Linked DNA regions of Homo sapiens: region 2 is linked to region 1. A link is a loop called in an ENCODE intact Hi-C map of the cell type or tissue named here. Cell type or tissue: natural killer cell. All regions are shown on one strand. Links, peaks and the distances in the headings refer to the core of each region. The heading gives the core; the rest is flanking DNA.

The links. Hi-C counts contacts between places; a loop is a spot of excess contacts. Peaks named below come from ENCODE experiments on the same cell type or tissue, not always from the same donor. Only the 100,000 strongest peaks of a DNase experiment are listed, where the experiment ranks them.
Region 2: a loop joins it to region 1, with 9 times the contacts of the local background. A loop is called at or near these places in 9 of 110 quality-filtered maps.

Annotation. Positions count from the first base shown.
Region 1 is chr7:66,027,353-66,035,690 of GRCh38, forward strand. It overlaps LOC105375336 (a long non-coding RNA gene), which reads right to left. Exons shown (of 5, transcript XR_002956511.2): 3 at 4,148-4,184. It also overlaps the pseudogene LOC100419772. Among named protein-coding and RNA genes, the nearest start is that of ASL, 44 kb to the right of the region's middle. In natural killer cell, for the core only: CTCF peaks have their summits at 3,724 (motif pointing right) and 3,925; DNase peaks (open chromatin) are centred at 3,699, 6,339 and 6,579; H3K27ac peaks cover 1,429 bases.
Region 2 is chr7:66,120,380-66,128,717 of GRCh38, forward strand. CRCP (CGRP receptor component) reads left to right here. Exons shown (of 6, transcript NM_014478.5): 2 at 7,325-7,361. Among named protein-coding and RNA genes, the nearest start is that of CRCP, 9.7 kb to the left of the region's middle. In natural killer cell, for the core only: no CTCF peak of the experiment used is centred there; no DNase peak of the experiment used is centred there; H3K27ac peaks cover 2,475 bases.

The sequences.
Region 1 (8,338 bases), core at 330-8,329:
ACACTGCACTCCAGCCTGGGCGACAGAGCGAGAGAGACTCCCTCTCAAAAAAAAAAAAAAAAAAAAAAAAAAAAAAATGGTATCCTGAACTGAATCCTGGAACTCAGAAAACAGCAGTGGGAAAACAAGGTATTCAAATAAAATTTTAGCTTAGTTTAATAGTATGTACCAATGTTAATTTCTTGGTTTTTCATGGTATAGACCATGGTTATGTAAGATGTTAACATCGGAGAAAACTATGGGAAGGGTACACAAGAACTCCCAGCACCTGTCTCTACAACTTTTATGTAAGAGAAAAATGGCTGGGCGCAGTGGCTCACACCTATAATTCGAGCACTTTGGGAGCCCAAGATCGGCGGATCACCTGAGGTTGGGAGTTCGATACCAGCCTGACTAACATGGAGAAACCCCATCTCTACTAAAAATACAAAATTAGTCAGGCGAGGTGGCGCATGCCTGTAATCCCAGCTACTCAGGAGTCTGAGGCGGGACAATCACTTAAACCTGGTAGGCGGAGGTTGTGGTGAGCCAAGATCGTGCTATTGCACTCCAGCCTGGGCAACAAGAGGGAGACTCCATCTCCAAAAAAAAAAAAGAAAAATGATTTCAAAATAAAAGGTGTTTTTTTAAAATTGATTTGCAATGGTCTGATATTTTCTCATGATTACACAGAATTTGTGGCTTTTGAAGAAGAATACAGATATAATTTGAGAGGAATTATAATTACATATTTTGGGAAGAATCTGAAACTTGAAAAATAAACAATAGCCTTAAGTGTCTAAGTCCCCAGCACTTTGGAAAGATGCGGTGAGAAGATCCCTTGAGCCCAGGGATTCAAGACCACCCTGGACAACAACAAAAAAATTAGCCAGGCATGGCAGTGCATACCCATATTCCCAGCTACTTGGGAAGCTGAGCTCGGAGCACCACTTGAGCCTGGGAGGTTGAGGCTGCAGTGAGCAGTGATTCCCTTTCAAGGAGAAGTGAGAGCAATCTTTTAGACTATTCCTTCTAACTTTGTAGCTGGCTAAACACTACACTTGACCAAACTCCTCCCACTTTTATAAACAGAATAAAAATCAGGTTACAGTAAAAGTATTCAAATCAGATAAAAGGCGATCTTGATTTCAGCAGCCAGTCGTTGGGAGAATAAACCCCCCTCCCTCAATGGTACTTTAGGTAGGCCTGGCAGAAGCCCAGCCTTACTTCATAGGTGATAGTGTTCAAGTTCTGTTGCCCAGAGCTGTGTTTATTCTTTCCACTTTCTTTACGCTGCTCTTTCAGATCAGTTAGTAAATGAAACACCCAGGAGAAGATACACAAAAGAAGTTTATGAATAAATTTGAGAAATATATCTATCTAAGGTCAGTGGTTTTGAAGGATAAACAGGAAACTGTAGTACTTCCTTTCACCCGCCCATTACGCAGCTTCCAATTCTTGGATTTGAGCAAATATGAGTCCCAGAGGCATATGACATTAAAAAAATGCTCTTTTATATAAGCCAAATAATCCAAATTCATTAATTTACCTAAAATATTTCAAATATGGCCAGGTGCGGTGCCTCATGCCTGTAATCCCAGCACTTTGGGAGGCTGAGGCGGGCGGATCATGAGGTCAGGAGATCAAGACCATCCTGGCTAAAATGGTGAAACCTCATCTCTACTAAAAATACAAAAAATTAGCCAGGCGTGGTGGCAGGCACCTGTAGTCCCAGCTACTCTTGAGGCTGAGGCAAGAGAATGGCGTGAACCTGGGAGGCAGAGGTTGCAGGTTGCTGAGATCACGCCACTGCACTCCAGCCTGGGCAACAGAGCAAGACTCCATCTCAAAAAAAAAAAAACAATTTCAAACATTTCCTATGAATATACACATCACTAATCTCCTCTGATCTCAAAAATATACTATTTGAAAGCAAATTTTCTTAAAACAAATATTTTGTTAAAAAAGAATTCTGCTTCTCTAGTATAAAAATCTAACATAGGCCAGGTGCAGTGGTGCACACCTTTAATCCCAGCACTTTGGGAGGCCAAGGCAGGCGGATCACGAGGTCAGGAGATCGACACCATCCTGGCTAACACGGTGAAACCCCATCTCTACTAAAAATACAAAAAAAATTAGCCGGGCGTGGTGGCGGGCGCCTGTAGTCCCAGCTACCCGGGAGGCTGAGGCAGAAGAATGGCATGAGCCCGGGAGGTGGAGCTTGCAGTGAGGCGAGATCATGCCACTGCACTCCAGCCTGGGCGACAGAGTGAGACTCAATCTCAAAAAAAAAAAAAAAAAAAAAATCTAACATAATAATTTCTTTCTGGAAAAGAAAAATTTTGAAGCAAGTGATAAGACAGAGTTTACCAAAAAAAGGGGAGGAAAAAATGCTATGGATTTTTAGAAGCAAACTTTCCCCACAAGGATAAAACATGCATGCATTAGAGTGCTGGAGGCAGGGGGGAATCTCAGTCTCATTCCTGTTTTAGAGATTCTACCACAGAAGTGAAGAAAATGCAGGCTCACACACCATCACTAAATACAATGCGACCCCTCTCATCTGCTGTTCCTTTCAGAAATAGTGGCATGAGATCAATGAATGCAATGTTTCCCCAATGGATAAAACACCCAAACGCCTAGCAAAGTCCAAACTGGACAAGGAGGCTCCTAAAAGCCAAAGGCTTGGCCAAAAACCATTCAACCATTTCCTTCCTGTTCTAAGCTGCAACCACTTGAGACTGAGCCTTTAGAGAGGAAAGAATATGGCCAACTCTGTTTATTCTACTACCTTCTTTTCTTTTGGGGGGATGTGGAAGGGAGGCGGTTTCTTTCTTTTTGCTGTCTTCCACTCTGGGAGCTTTTTTTAGGGGACAGGGTCCCAAAGGCTGTCTCCCAGGCTAGAGTACAGTGGTCATCACTGTAACCTCAAACTCCTGGGCTGAAGCAAACCTCCCCTCTGCCTTCCAAGTAGCTAGGACCATAGTAGGTGTTTGCTACCATGCCCAGCTAATTTATTTTTTTAAGAGCTGGGGGTCTTGCTAGGTTTCCCAGGCTGATCTCTAACTCATAGCCTCAAGCAGTCTTCTCTCCTTGGCCTTCCAAAGTGCTGAGATTACAGGCATGAGCCACAGCACTTAAGCTACTACCTTCTAGACCTCCTCTGAGTCTTCCTGAGTTTAGACTCTAGCACATGGAAAATTCACAGTCAAGGTATAAATGGTTCTTTCTACACCTGGAGTGAGCCTATCAGATGGTTTTGCTAGTGCCAAATAGGAGGCAAAAATGCTGGAATATCTTCCGTCTTACCAATCTTTTTCCTTCTTTTCCTTTCCCTGGGAACCCCACCCTAGGCCCCAAAAATTATAAATTTGTTAATTTCTACTATTCAGAAAGGTGAGTCAACTAAACTCACTTTCAAAATAACAATGTTAATACCCAAAAGACTATTTGAAGATTAAAATAACAATGTATAAAAGCATTATAAATATATAAATATATCAAGGGTGATAATTAGGAAAAAGCATAAATATTTCAATGGGAAATTTTGCAGAAACAGCTCTAAAATAGATGCTTCTATCCTATGACTACATCCCAAATGATTATCTAGAATCTTTGAGATTTACTGAAATTTGCCTGCTCTGAATTAGAGTCTTCCCAGCTTCCCTGAAGTACTACGTATACGTATAACATATAAAGCTTAGACTATTCCAAGGTCCACTAGATGGTGCCACATGTCTTGTTTTGAAGTGGAAAATTCAACTACATCCTTTTTTTTTTTTTTTTTTTTGGAGACAGAGCCTGGCTCTATTGCCCAGGCTGGAGTGCAGTGGCGTGATCTTGGCTCATTGCAACCTCCCCCTCCCAGGTTCAAGTGATCCTCCTACCTCAGTTGGGATCCCAAGGAGCTGGGACTACAGGCACGTGCCACCACAGCTGGCTAATTTTTGTATTTTTAGTAAAGATGGGGTTACACCATGTTGACCAGCCTGGTTTCGAACTCCTGACCTCAAGTGATCCATCTGCCTCAGCCTCCCAAAGTGCTGGGATTATAGGCGTGAGCCATTGCACCTAGTCTGAATTCAGTCATTTCTAACCAAAATCAATTCAACAATCTTACAAGCAAAGGGCAAATTATCAGAGAGGAAAATGTAACAGTTCAATTTACCACGTAGTTACTGAGAAGCGCAGAATCGACATCCTTCCTGAAAAAGAAAAGTAAGTTATCAGTCTGGGCTCACACCCCTTTCTGGGTATCAAATATCTGTAAAAGAATTCCCATCTGCCGGGCGCTGTGGCTCACACCTGTAATCCCAGCACTTTGGGAGGCCAAGACGGGCGAATCACATGGTCAGGAGATTGAGACCATCCTGGCTAACACAGTGAAACCCCGTCTCTACTAAAATGCAAAAAATTAGCCAGGTGTGGTGGCGGGCGCCTGTAGTCCCAGCTACTCAGGAGGCTGAGGCAGGAGGATGGCATAAACCCAGGAGGCGGAGTTTGCAGTGAGCAAAGATCACGCCACTGCACTCCAGCCTGGGCGACAGAGCGAGACTCCGTCTTAATAATAATAATAATAATAATAATAATTCCTGTCAAGTTGGGGGCCAGGCACGGTGGCTCACACCTGTAATCCCAGCACTTTGGGAGGCCGAAGCAGGCGGATCATGAGGTCAGGAAATCAAGACCATCCTGGCTATCATGGTGAAACCCCGTTTCTACAATCAATCAATCAATCAATCAATAAAATACAAAAAAAAATCAGCCGGGCGTGGTGGCAGGTGCCTGTAGTCCCAGCTACTCGGGAGGCTGAGGCAGGAGAATGGCATGAACCGGGGAGGCAGAGCTTGCAGTGAGCCGAGATCGCGACACTGCACTCCAGCCTGGGCAACACAGAGAGACTCTGTCTCAAAAAAAAAAAAAAAAAAAAAGAATTCCTGTCAAGATGTAGTAGTCCGCTTTTAGAATTTGGGGACTACCACCTAAAACTGAAACTGAGAAATGTCTTAAGTCCAACATGGTTTAGCTAGCTGTGGGCAATTTCAGAGCAGACTTGGGAACAAAGTGCTGTCCCATCCAACAGCCATGTCCTCTCCCCATTATTATCTGCCTCCCATCAGCTATTGACATCTTGGGCAGCCACGTCCTCCTGCTGAATCAACAGAAATGGCCCACTTAACACCAATGTCACCACTGGGAATTCCAGCCATGGGCAAGTATCCTGCCAAATATCCACCATGCTCCCAGGGTGTTCACCACCTACGTCAACTCAACAGGTACAGTCAGGGTGGCAAGCAGTGGCCAAAAGCCTGGTTCCCTGTGTAACAGTTAATCCAGGCAATATGCCATCTTTCCTGAGTGAAGAAACAACAATGTGATGTATATTAAATCACAATCGATCCACTCTACAATAGCATATCAGAAAGCATTGTTTTCAGCAGTCTGCAGGCAGTGGAGTATGACAAAGAATATAGTTTTGAAATCAGATTTGGGTTCACATTCTAGCTCTGCCATTTATATGCTGTGAGAGTTTTAGTTAATTACTCCCTAAGTTTTCCTTCTAAACTAAAAATGGGATGAAACTAGTATCTAAAAGTGTGGCCTGGATTTCAATCCAGCTCTTGCATTCTTTGGCTATGTGAATCTGGGCAAGTTACTTAATCTCATTATGCTTAAATTTCCTATCTATCAAATGGCAATTATAGTATCAACCTTGTAAGACTGTTCACAGGGTTCACTGGAAACATGTAAAATACCCGGAACATATTAAGTGCTCAATAAGCACCAACGTTATCATTACTACTACCTGTGCAACTACCACTACCACCAGCTCCTCCTACCTCATCAAACTGTTATGATGAAGTGAGACAACAAATTTTAAAAGTTTAGCACAGTTCTTGGTACTTGTATTAACATCTCCATAATGGAAGGTTATTATTTTTAAAAGATATTATCTCAGTTAATTGTCATTAAAAACCCTATGATGTAGAAGCTATTCGTATGATTCCTACTCTATAGACAGGAAGCCAAGGTTCAGAAATTAAATAACTTGCTCAAGGTCACACAGTAAGAAGTCTAAATAAAGTGGAAGGCAACTATGGAGTTGTGGGAAATGAGACTGGACTGGATGAATGGAAACTGGTAATGCAGAATCCTGAAAAATCAGGTAGAGGGGTCTGTGCTTGACATATTGTGCAACAGAGACCCCTGTATGTCTTAAACCAGGAGTGCAGTGAGATGATGCAAATGATGACCCAAGATTTCAAAAGCATGGGCCAAACAGATAGTTGATTTCCCAGTCAATAAATAAAGCAAAACCAACAGTGGTTCACACAGGGCTCAACCTAGGCCTTAGGTCATCAGCACAGTGATGTCAGCACTGTAATCAAATCAGCTCTGTGAAGCTTACCAAATGCTACCAGTGATTCAAGCTACGATTTCACAAAAGTGCTGCTTTGCCCAAATGACCACAAACACACTGAAGTCACAAAGAGTATCATATTTGAAAGGAATCTAACACAGGAAAGACAATGCATAATTAGTGCATGTGACAGAGCTCATTTAAAATTGAAAATGACAAATCAAACCACATGTCATCTTTGCCTGCTTAATCAGGAAATCAGCCCACTGGCTTCCTCCTATCTTTGCTTGAAATTGAGTTATAACTCCCTGTGCTCTCCAAAATATGAGGCGTTAAGACATCCCTTCCTGGAATAGTTAACTGGAGAAAAAATATGAATATTGTTTCTCTTCAGGACCAACGGATCCATCCCAGGTGCACCGTTACAATTTCATTTCCAAATCATTGCCCCTTCTCTGTCATTCAGAATATTGCACGCTCTGCGAAAATTTGTCCTTGGCCATTCCAAGTTACTATGCCACTGAAAAAGTCAATACTGTAATGTAAGAATCCAAAGAACATTCTTTGCCTCTTCTAGAACAAATATAAAGGAGGAAAACTCTCTTTCACATAAGTTTTAATGAATCTGTGTTTTGGGATCAAGAGAACAATCGATGTTTACACAGGTACTGCATTTTGCAGACTCTGGCTGACAGAAACTGATTTATTCATTGATTTTCTTTTATCAGCAAGATAATTGTTTTTAACCCAGCTAAATACTCTGACAAAATGCCAATGTATGCTAGGCCCTTCTTTATTTAACAAAAGGTCAAGAGGTACCTTATCTACCTTTTTATGAAGTCCTAAACGGGCTGTATGTGTTGTGGAATTTTTTTTTAAGGCAGTTTTTACCCTTGAGAAGTTACTGTAACCACACTAAATGACAGGTTGTTGGCAACAGGATATGGTGAAACCAGACAGACATCAACTTAATCAAGTTATCCAATTTCACAGCACCAATAATGATGTGATGCATGAGAAAGACATCCCTCAGAGCAATCCAGCCCCAAGATGTTTAATTCAAATCTATCCATGAGGATATAATCAGAGAATTCCAAATTGAGGAACAGTCTTCAAAACAACTGGGTTAGATTTAGACTCTTCAAATATCAATGTCATTTGTCACAGTGCCAATGTCACAAAAAGAAGCTAAGTAAACTTCCAGAGGAAAGGAAATTAAAGAAACATGACAACTAAATGCAATGTGTAGTTCTTCACTGGATCCTGAATTGGGAGGAAAAAGAACACTATTAGGACAACTGAAGGAATGTGAGTTTACATTGCATCTTTTTTTTTTTTTTTTTTTTTGAGACAAAGTCTGGCTCTGTTGCCCAGGCTGGAGTGCAATGGCACGATCTCGGCTCACTGCAACCTCCGCCTCCCAGGTTGAACCAATTCTCCCACCTCAGCCTCCCAAGTAGCTGGGACTACAGGAATGCACCACCACACCTGGCTAATTTTTGTATTTTCAGTAGAGATGGGGTTTCATCACGTTGGCCAGACTGCTCTCCAACTCCTGACCTCAAGTGATCCGCCCGTCTCAGCTCCCAAAGTGCTGGGATTACAGGCATGAGCCACCGCACCTGGCCTACATTGTATCTTAATAATAGTAGATATATCAGCGCTAAGTTTCCTGAGTGTGATAAGGCGACTGTAGCTACATAGAATGCCCTTTTCCAAGAAGGGGTGAAATGATCTGCTGTCTACAACTCTCTAATGGTTCAGTAAAGTAAGTGTGTGCACCTGTGTATGGAGAGAAAGCTCATGCCTGTGCAAAAGAAATAAGGGAATTCCAGGCACGGTGGCTCACACCTGTCATCCCAGCTATTCCGAAGGCTGAGAAAGGAGGATCGCTTCAGCCCGGAGTTTAGATCCAGCCTGGGCTCAAGTGTCTCTAATTAAAAAAAAAAAAAAAGAAAGAAAGAAAGCCAACCTGGCCAACATAGTGAAACTCTGTAT
Region 2 (8,338 bases), core at 255-8,254, 93 kb after region 1:
TCTTGTAACAGCCTGTCCCCTTCTGCCAAGTAGTCAGTGACTTCCTGTAACCAATCAAGAATTTTGCAGCCAGTAATTCATGGGAAAATGAGGTTTCCTGAGATAGACATGTGATTTGGGAGTGGAAGGGCCCTGGAGTGGAAAGGTCTGGAAGCCTAACTTCTGGTCCTCACCTGGTCTTCAACAGGAGGCGTGACCTTTGGAAGTCTGCTCCTTAGGATCTTTAGCAGAACCTTGAGTTGCAGATACAGTTGACCCTTGAACAACACGAGCTTGAACTTCATGGATCTCCTTATACGCAGATTTTAAAAAATAAATGCAGTTGGCCCTCCATATCTGCAGGTTCCACATCTGCAACCAAACACAGAGAATGAAAATATAGTATTTGAGGGATGAGAATATACCCACGTATGTGGAGAGCTGGCTTCCTAGCTGCTGGTTCTGCAAGGCTCTCTGGGACACAAGCATGTTTGGATTTTAGTATATGTGGGGGTCCTGGGACCAATCTCCAGTGAATACCAGGGGATGCCTGTATATTGTACCTCTATCAGACACTCCCAGAACCTGAAGTGAGGAGGCACAATGAACAGCTCCCCTAAGTTTTTGCTACTTTTTAAAATTCTGATTGAGGAAATACCTACTAAGTAACTAATACATAATAATAATAATAATAATAATAATAATAATACCTGAAATTTCTTCTTTTTTTTTTGAGATGGAGTTTCGCTCTTGTCACCCAGGCTGGAGTGCAATGGCGCAATCTCGGCTGACTGCAACCTCCGCCTCCCGAGTTCAAGCAGTCCTCCTGCCTGAGCCTACTGGGTAGCTGCCTGGCTAATTTTTGTATTTTCAGTAGAGATGGGGTTTCATCATGTTGGCCAGGCTGGTCTTGAACTCCTGAGCTCAGGTGATTCTACCGCCTCGGCCTCCGAAAGTGCTGGGATTACAGGCATGAGCCACCGCGCTGGCCCAGAAATTTATTTAAGGGGAGGAATATTTATGCTTTATTTGATTGACAATTTAAAAATAAAAATTTCTTGACCATTACTTGGAAATGTATTTTCGTCAAGTAAAAGCATACAATTTTTTTTTTTTTTTGAGATGGAGTCTCACTCCATCACCTAGGCTAGAGTGCAGTGGTGCAATCTCAGCTCACTGCAATCTCCACTTCCTGGATTCGAGCGATTCTTCTGCCTCAGCCTCCTGACTAGCTGGGACTACAGGCATGCGCCACCATGCAAAATATTTATATAGCAAAATTAGGTATTTCTATCTATAAGGTATTTGCTATTTGGCTTTGTCTATAAATGATCATTTATATGGCTGGAAAAGTTTGTATCCACTCTTTTATTCTTGAACGTAATATATATAATTGGGAAAATAGACATTATCCTCTGTACCATCTTTTTGAGGTAGTGTCAGGATTTCTTTCCTTTTACAGCTGGAAATACTCATATTTAGAAAAGGTGGGTAATAGGTACTATAACAACTCAGTAACAGGACTGGAAAGAGGATACTCATTTGCTAGCTCCCAAGAGAATGCTACAAGTTAAGTTGTTCATTGACTTCAGAAGCTGCTCCGTTTGCTTGTACCAGAGTTTAGGTTTTCAGAGCATGACTTGATAGCATAGGTTGGGCATAGGAGAATTTGAGCAATTATTTTCGTCATTGCCTGTGTAAGAGTTGACTGTGTGGCAATTAATAGGCACTGTTTGGCCGGGCACAGTGGCTCACGCCTGTAATCCCAGCACTTTGGGAGGCCGAGGTGGGTGGATCACAAGGTCAGGAGATCAAGACCATCCTGGCTAACACAGTGAAACCCCATCTCTACTAAAAATACAAAAAATTAGCCGGGCGTGGTGGTGGGTGCCCGTAGTCCCAGCTACTTGGGAGGCTGAGGCAGGAGAATGGCATGAACCCGGGTGGCGGAGTTTGCGGTGAGCTGAGATCGCGCCACTGCACTCCAGCCTGGGCGACAGAGCAAGACTCCGTCTCAAAAAAAAAAAAAAAAAAAAAGGCACTGTTTGCATGTGCCATTTGTGTATGTGTTTGCTTCTAAGGAAAGTCCACCAAGAGATCATTTTGTTCTGTTTATTTGGAATTCAGTTTCCTCAAGTAGTTGTTTACATCCACTTGACTCACCATTTTAAGCAAATTTTACAAGAAGTGTCAAATGGAAAGTCAGCTTCAGTCATCTAATTCATTACTTAAGGAAATTAAGTAACTGCCTGCCTGTAGTATAGATTTAGACAGTTGTTTTGTTTTTTTTTTTACTCAAGCATTGCTATGTTAATTTGCCAGGCTGCTTTTAGAAAGCACCAGACACTGGGTGGCTTAGACAGCAAACACTTGTTTTCTGACAGTTCGGGAGACTGGATCAAGGTGTAGCAGGTTTGGTTTCTTTTGAGGCCTCTTGCCTGAGCTTGCAGATTGCAAACTTCTTGATATGTTCTCACATGGTCTCTCCTCTGTGTGCACAAGTCCCTGGACTTTTTTCTAGACAGTCTTTAAAATGCACTTAGAGTATTTGCTTTAAACACATGTCAATAAAATGAGTACTATTCTTTCTTTCTTTCTTTTTTTTTTTTTTTTTGAGATGGAGTCTCGCTCTGTCGCCCAGGCTGGAGTGCAGTAGCCCCATCTCGGCACACTGTAAGCTCCGCCTCCCGGGTTCACGCCATTCTCCTGCCTCAGCCTCCTGAGTAGCTGGGATTACAGGCGCCCGCCACTACGCCCGGCTAATTTTTTGTATTTTTAGTAGAGACGGGGTTTCACCGTGTTAGCCAGGATGGTCTTGATCTCCTGATCTCGTGATGCGCCCGACTTGGCCTCCCAAAGTGCCGGGATTACAGGTGTGAGCCACTGCGCCTGGCGTAAAATGAGTACTATTCTAAGTCCTACAGGAGAATATGAAGTTTTGTATAGGTAAGCAGTTTCTAGAAGTCTGATTGCATGTGAATATATTACATAATACTAAAGTGTTAGCTGTAGAGCAGACAGTTCCTGCTTTGTAGAGATCAACAGCTTCTACGTTTATAATTGCTAGATGTGTCTATTAAGTTCTAATAGCTCTAAAAAACTTTTAGATGCCTGGTATGGTGGCTCACGCCTGTAATCCCAGTACTTTGGGAGGGCAAAGCGGTCAGATCACCTGAGGTCAGGAGTTTGAGACCAGCCTGACCAACATGGAGAAACCCCGTCTCTACTAAAAATACAAAATTAGCCAGGTGTGGTGGCTCATGCCTGTAATACCAGCTACTTGGGAGGCTGAGGCAGGAGAATCGCTTGAACTCGGGAAGTGGAGGTTATGGTGAGCTGAGATCATGCCATTGCACTCCAGCCTGGGCAACAAGAGCGAAACTCTTGTCTCAAAAAAAAAAAAAGGTGGGGGGGCCGGGCGCAGTGGCTGAGGCCTGTAATCCCAGCACTTTGGGAGGCCGAGGCGGGCGGATCATAAGGTCAGGAGATCGAGACCATCCTGGCTAACATGGTGAAATCCCGTCTGTACTAAAAAAATGAGCCGGGCGTGGTGGCTGGCGCCTGTAGTCCCAGCTACTCCAGAGGCTGAGGCAGGAGAATGGCGTGAACCCGGGAGGCGGAGCTTGCAGTGAGCCGAGATCGCGCCACTGCACTCCAGCCTGGGTGACAGAGTGAGACTCCGTCTCAAAAAAAAAAAAAAAAAAAAAAAAAAAAAAAAAAAAGCCATGCCCAGTGGCTCACTCCTGTAATCCCAGCACTTTGGGAGGCCGAGGCGGGCGGATCACGAGGTCAGGAGATCGAGACCATCCTGGCTAACACAGTGAAACCCCGTCTCTACCAAAAATACAAAAAATTAGCCGGGCTGATGGCGGGTGCCTGTAGTCCCAGCTGCTTGGGAGGCTGAGGCAGGAGAATGGCATGAACCTGGGAGGCGGAGCTTGCAGCGAGCCGAGATCGCACCATTGCACTCCAGCCTGGGAGACAGAGCGAGACTCCTTCTCAAAAAAAAACTAAAAATAAAAAGAATGCCACAAATACCTGTATACGCGTTACCTAGAGTCACCACTTGTTAACATTTTGATTCTGATATTTGCTGCCTTTTCCTTTTTCTCTTTTCTTTTTTCTTTTCCCTCCCTCCTCCCTCCCTCCCTCCCTTCCTTCCTTCCTCCCTCCTTCCCTTCCTTCCTTCCTTTCTTTCTTCCTTTCTTGTTTTTGATTAGAGACACTTGAGCCCAGGCTGGATTCAAACTCCGGGACGAAGTGATCCTCCTGTCTCAGCCCGGAGTAGCTGGGATGACAGGTGTGAGCCACAATGCCTGGCATTCCCTTATTTCTTTTGCACAGGCATGAGCTTTCTCTCCATACACAGGTGCACACACTTACTTTACTGAACCATTAGAGAGTTGTAGATAGCAGATCATTTCACCCCTTCTTGAAAAAGGGCATTCTATGTAGCTACAGTCGCCTTATCACACTCAGGAAACTTAGCGATGATAATCTACTATTATTAAGATACAATGTAAACTCACATTTCTTCAGTTGCCATAATAGTGTTCTTTTTCCTCCCAATTCAGGATCCAGTGAAGAACTACACATTGCATTTAGTTGTCATGTTTCTTTAATTTCCTTTCCTCTGGAAGTTTCCTTAGCTTCTTTTTGTGACATTGGCACTGTGACAGATGACATTGATATTTGAAGAGTCTAAATTTAACCCAGTTGTTTTGAAGACTGTTCCTCAATTTGGAATTCTCTGATTATATCCTCATGGATAGATTTGAATTAAACATCTTGGGGCTGGATTGCTCTGAGGGATGTGTCTTTCTCATGCGTCACATCATTGGTGCTGTGAAATTGGATAACTTGATTAAGTTGATGTCTGTCTGGTTTCACCATATCCTGTTGCCAACAACCTGTCGTTTAGTGGTGGTTACAGTAACTTCTCAAAGATAAAAACTGCCTTTAAAAAAATTCCCCAATACATACAGCTCGTTTAGGACTTCATAAAAGGTAGATAAAGTACCTCTTGACATTTTATTAAATAAGGAAAGGCCTAGCATACATTGATTGGCATTTATTCTGTGAATATTTAGCTGGGTTTTAAAAAAATTTATCTTCCTGATAAAATCAATGAATAAATCAGCTTCTGTCAGCCAGAGTCTGTTACACAGAGTACCTGTGTAAACATCAATTGGTTCTCTTGATCCCAAAACACAGATTCATTAAAACTTATGTGAAAGAGGGTTTTCCTCCTTTATATTCGTTCTAGAAGAGGCAGAGGGTGTTCTTTGGATTCTTGCATTACACTATTGACTTGTTTAGTGGGGTAGTAACTTGGAATGGCCAAGGACAAATTTCCCACGACGTGGAATATTCTGAATGACAGAGAAGGGGCCATTATTTGGAAATAAAGTTGTAACAGTGCACCTGCGATGGATCCATTGGCCCTGAAGAGAAAAAACATTCATATTTTTTCTCGAGTCAAGTATTCCAGGAAGGGATGTTTTAATGCCTCATATTTTGGAGAGCACAGGGAGTTATAACTCAATTTCAAGCAAAGATAGGAGGAAGCCAGTGGGCAGATTTCCTGATTAAGCAGGCAAAGATGACATGTGGTTTGATTTGTCATTTTCAATTTTAAATGAACTCTGTCACATGCACTAATTATGCATTGTCCTTCCTGTGTTAGATTCCTTTCAAATATGATACTCTTTGTGACTTCAGTGTGTTTGTGGTCATTTGGGCAAAGCAGCACTTTTGTGAAATCGTAGCTTGAATCACTGGTAGCATTTGGTAAGCTTCACAGAGCTGATTTGATTATAGTGCTGACATCACTGTGCTGATGACCTAAGGCCGAGGTCTATCTCTTTGTGAACCACTGTTAGTTTTGCTTTATTTATTGACTCGGAAGTCACCTATCTGGCCCATGCTTTTGAAGTCTTGGGTCATCATTTGGATCATCTCGCCACACTCCTGGTTTAAGAACATACAGAGGTCTCTGTTGCACATTACAAATCAAGTGCAGACCCCTCTACCTGATTTTTAAGGATTCTGCATGACCAGTTTCCATTCATCCAGTTCAGTCTCATTTCCCACAGTTCCATAGTTACCTTCCACTTTATTTAGACTTCTTACTGTGTGACCTTGAGCAAGTTACTTAATTTCTGAGTCTTGTGCTTTATCTCTGCAGAGTAGGAATCATACGAATAGCTCCTACATCACAGGGTTTTCAGTGAGAATTAACTGGGATAATATCTTTTACAAATAATAGCCTTCCATTATGGAGATGTTAATACAAGTACCAAGAACTATTCTAAACTTTTAAAATTTGTTGTCTCATTTTATCATAACAGTTTGATGAGGTAGGAGTTGCTGGTGGTAGTGGTAGTTGCCCAGATAGTAGTAGTGATAATGTTGGTGCTTATTGAGCACTTACTATGTTCCAAGTACTTTACATGTTTCCAGTGAACCCTGTGAACAGTCTTACAAGGTTGATACTATAGTTGCCGTTTCATAGATAGGAAATGTAAGCATAATGAGATTAAGTAACTTGCCTAGATTCACATGGCCAAAGAATTCAGGAGCTGGATTTAGAATCCAGGCCATACTTTTAGATACTAGTTTCATCCCATTTTTATTTTAGAAGGAAAACTTAAGGAGTAATTAACTTAACTAAAATTCTCACAGCACATAAGTGGCAGAGCTAGAACATGAACCCAAATCTGATTTCAAAACTATGTTCTTTGTCATACTCCACTGCCTCCAGACTGCTGAAAACAATGCTTTCTGATATGCTATTGTAGAGTGGATCGATTGTGATTTAATATATGTCACATCGTTGTGTTTCTTCACTCAGGAAAGATGGCATATTGCCTGGATTAACTGTTACACAGGGAACCAGGCTTTTGGCCACTGCTTGCCACCCTGACTGTACCTGTTGAGTTGACGTAGGTGGTGAACACCCTGGGAGCATGGCAGATATTTGGCAGGATACTTGCCCATGGCTGGAATTCCCAGTGGTGACATTGGTGTTAAGTGGGCCATTTCTGTTGATTCAGCAGGAGGACGTGGCAGCCCAAGATGTCAATAGCTGATGGGAGGCAGATAGTAATGGGGAGAGGACATGGCTGTGGGATGGGACAGCACTTTGTTCCCAAGTCTACTCTGAAATTGCCCACAGCTAGCTAAACCATGTTGGACTTAGGACATTTCTCAGTTTCAATTTTAGGTTGTAGTCCCTAAATTCAAAAAGTGGACTACTGTATCTTGACAGGAATTCTTTTACAGAATTTGATACCCAGAAAGGGGTGTGAGCCCAGACTGATGATAGCTTACTTTTCTTTTTCAGGAAGGATGCCAATTCTGCGCTTCTCAGTAACTACGAGGTAAATTGGATTGTTACATTTTCCTCTCTGATAGTTTGCCCTTCGCTCCTGAGATTGTTAAATTGATTTTGGTTAGAAATGACTGAATTCAGGCTGGGTGCAGTGGTTCACGCCTGTAATCCCAGCACTTTGGGAGGCTGAGGCTGGATCACTTGAGGTCAGGAGTTCAAAACTAGCCTGGCCAACATGGTGAAACCCAGTCTCTACTAAAAAATACAAAAATTAGCTGGGTGTGGTGGCACATGCCTGTAGTCCCAGCTACTTCGGATCCCAGCTGAGGCAGGAGGGTCACTTGAACCCAGGAGGCGGAGGTTGCAGTGAACTAAGATGTGCCACTGCACTCCAGCCTGGGCAATAGACCAAGGCTCTGTCTCAAAAAAAAAAAAAAGAAAGAAAGAAAGAAAAAGAAAAAAGAAATGACTGAATTTATTTGGATTTTCCACTTTAAAATAAGACATGGCAACATCTGGTGGACCTTGGAATAGTGTAAGCTTGACACGTTATACATAGTACTTCAGGAAAGCTGGGAAGACTCTATTTTAGAGGGGGCAACCTTCTCTAAATCTCAACGATTCCAAATCATCATTTGGGATGTAGTCATAGGATAGAAGCATCTATTTTAAGGCTGTTTCTGTCTGCAGAATTTCCCATTAAAATTTTTATGATTTTTCCTAATTATCACCTTTGATATATTTATATATTTATAATGCTTTTATACATTGCAAATAGTCTTATGGGTATTAACATCCTTATTTTGAAAGTGAGTTTAAGCCGAGCACAGTGGCTCATGCCCATAATCCCAGCACTTTGGAAGGCCAAGGCCAGCGGATCACGAGGTCAGGAGATTGAGACCATCCTGGCCAACATGGTGAAACCCCATCCCTACTTAAAAAATAAAAAAAGAGAGTGAGTTTAGTTGACTCACCTTTCTGAATAGTAGAAATTAAGAAATGTAGAATTTTTTGGGCTTAGGGTGG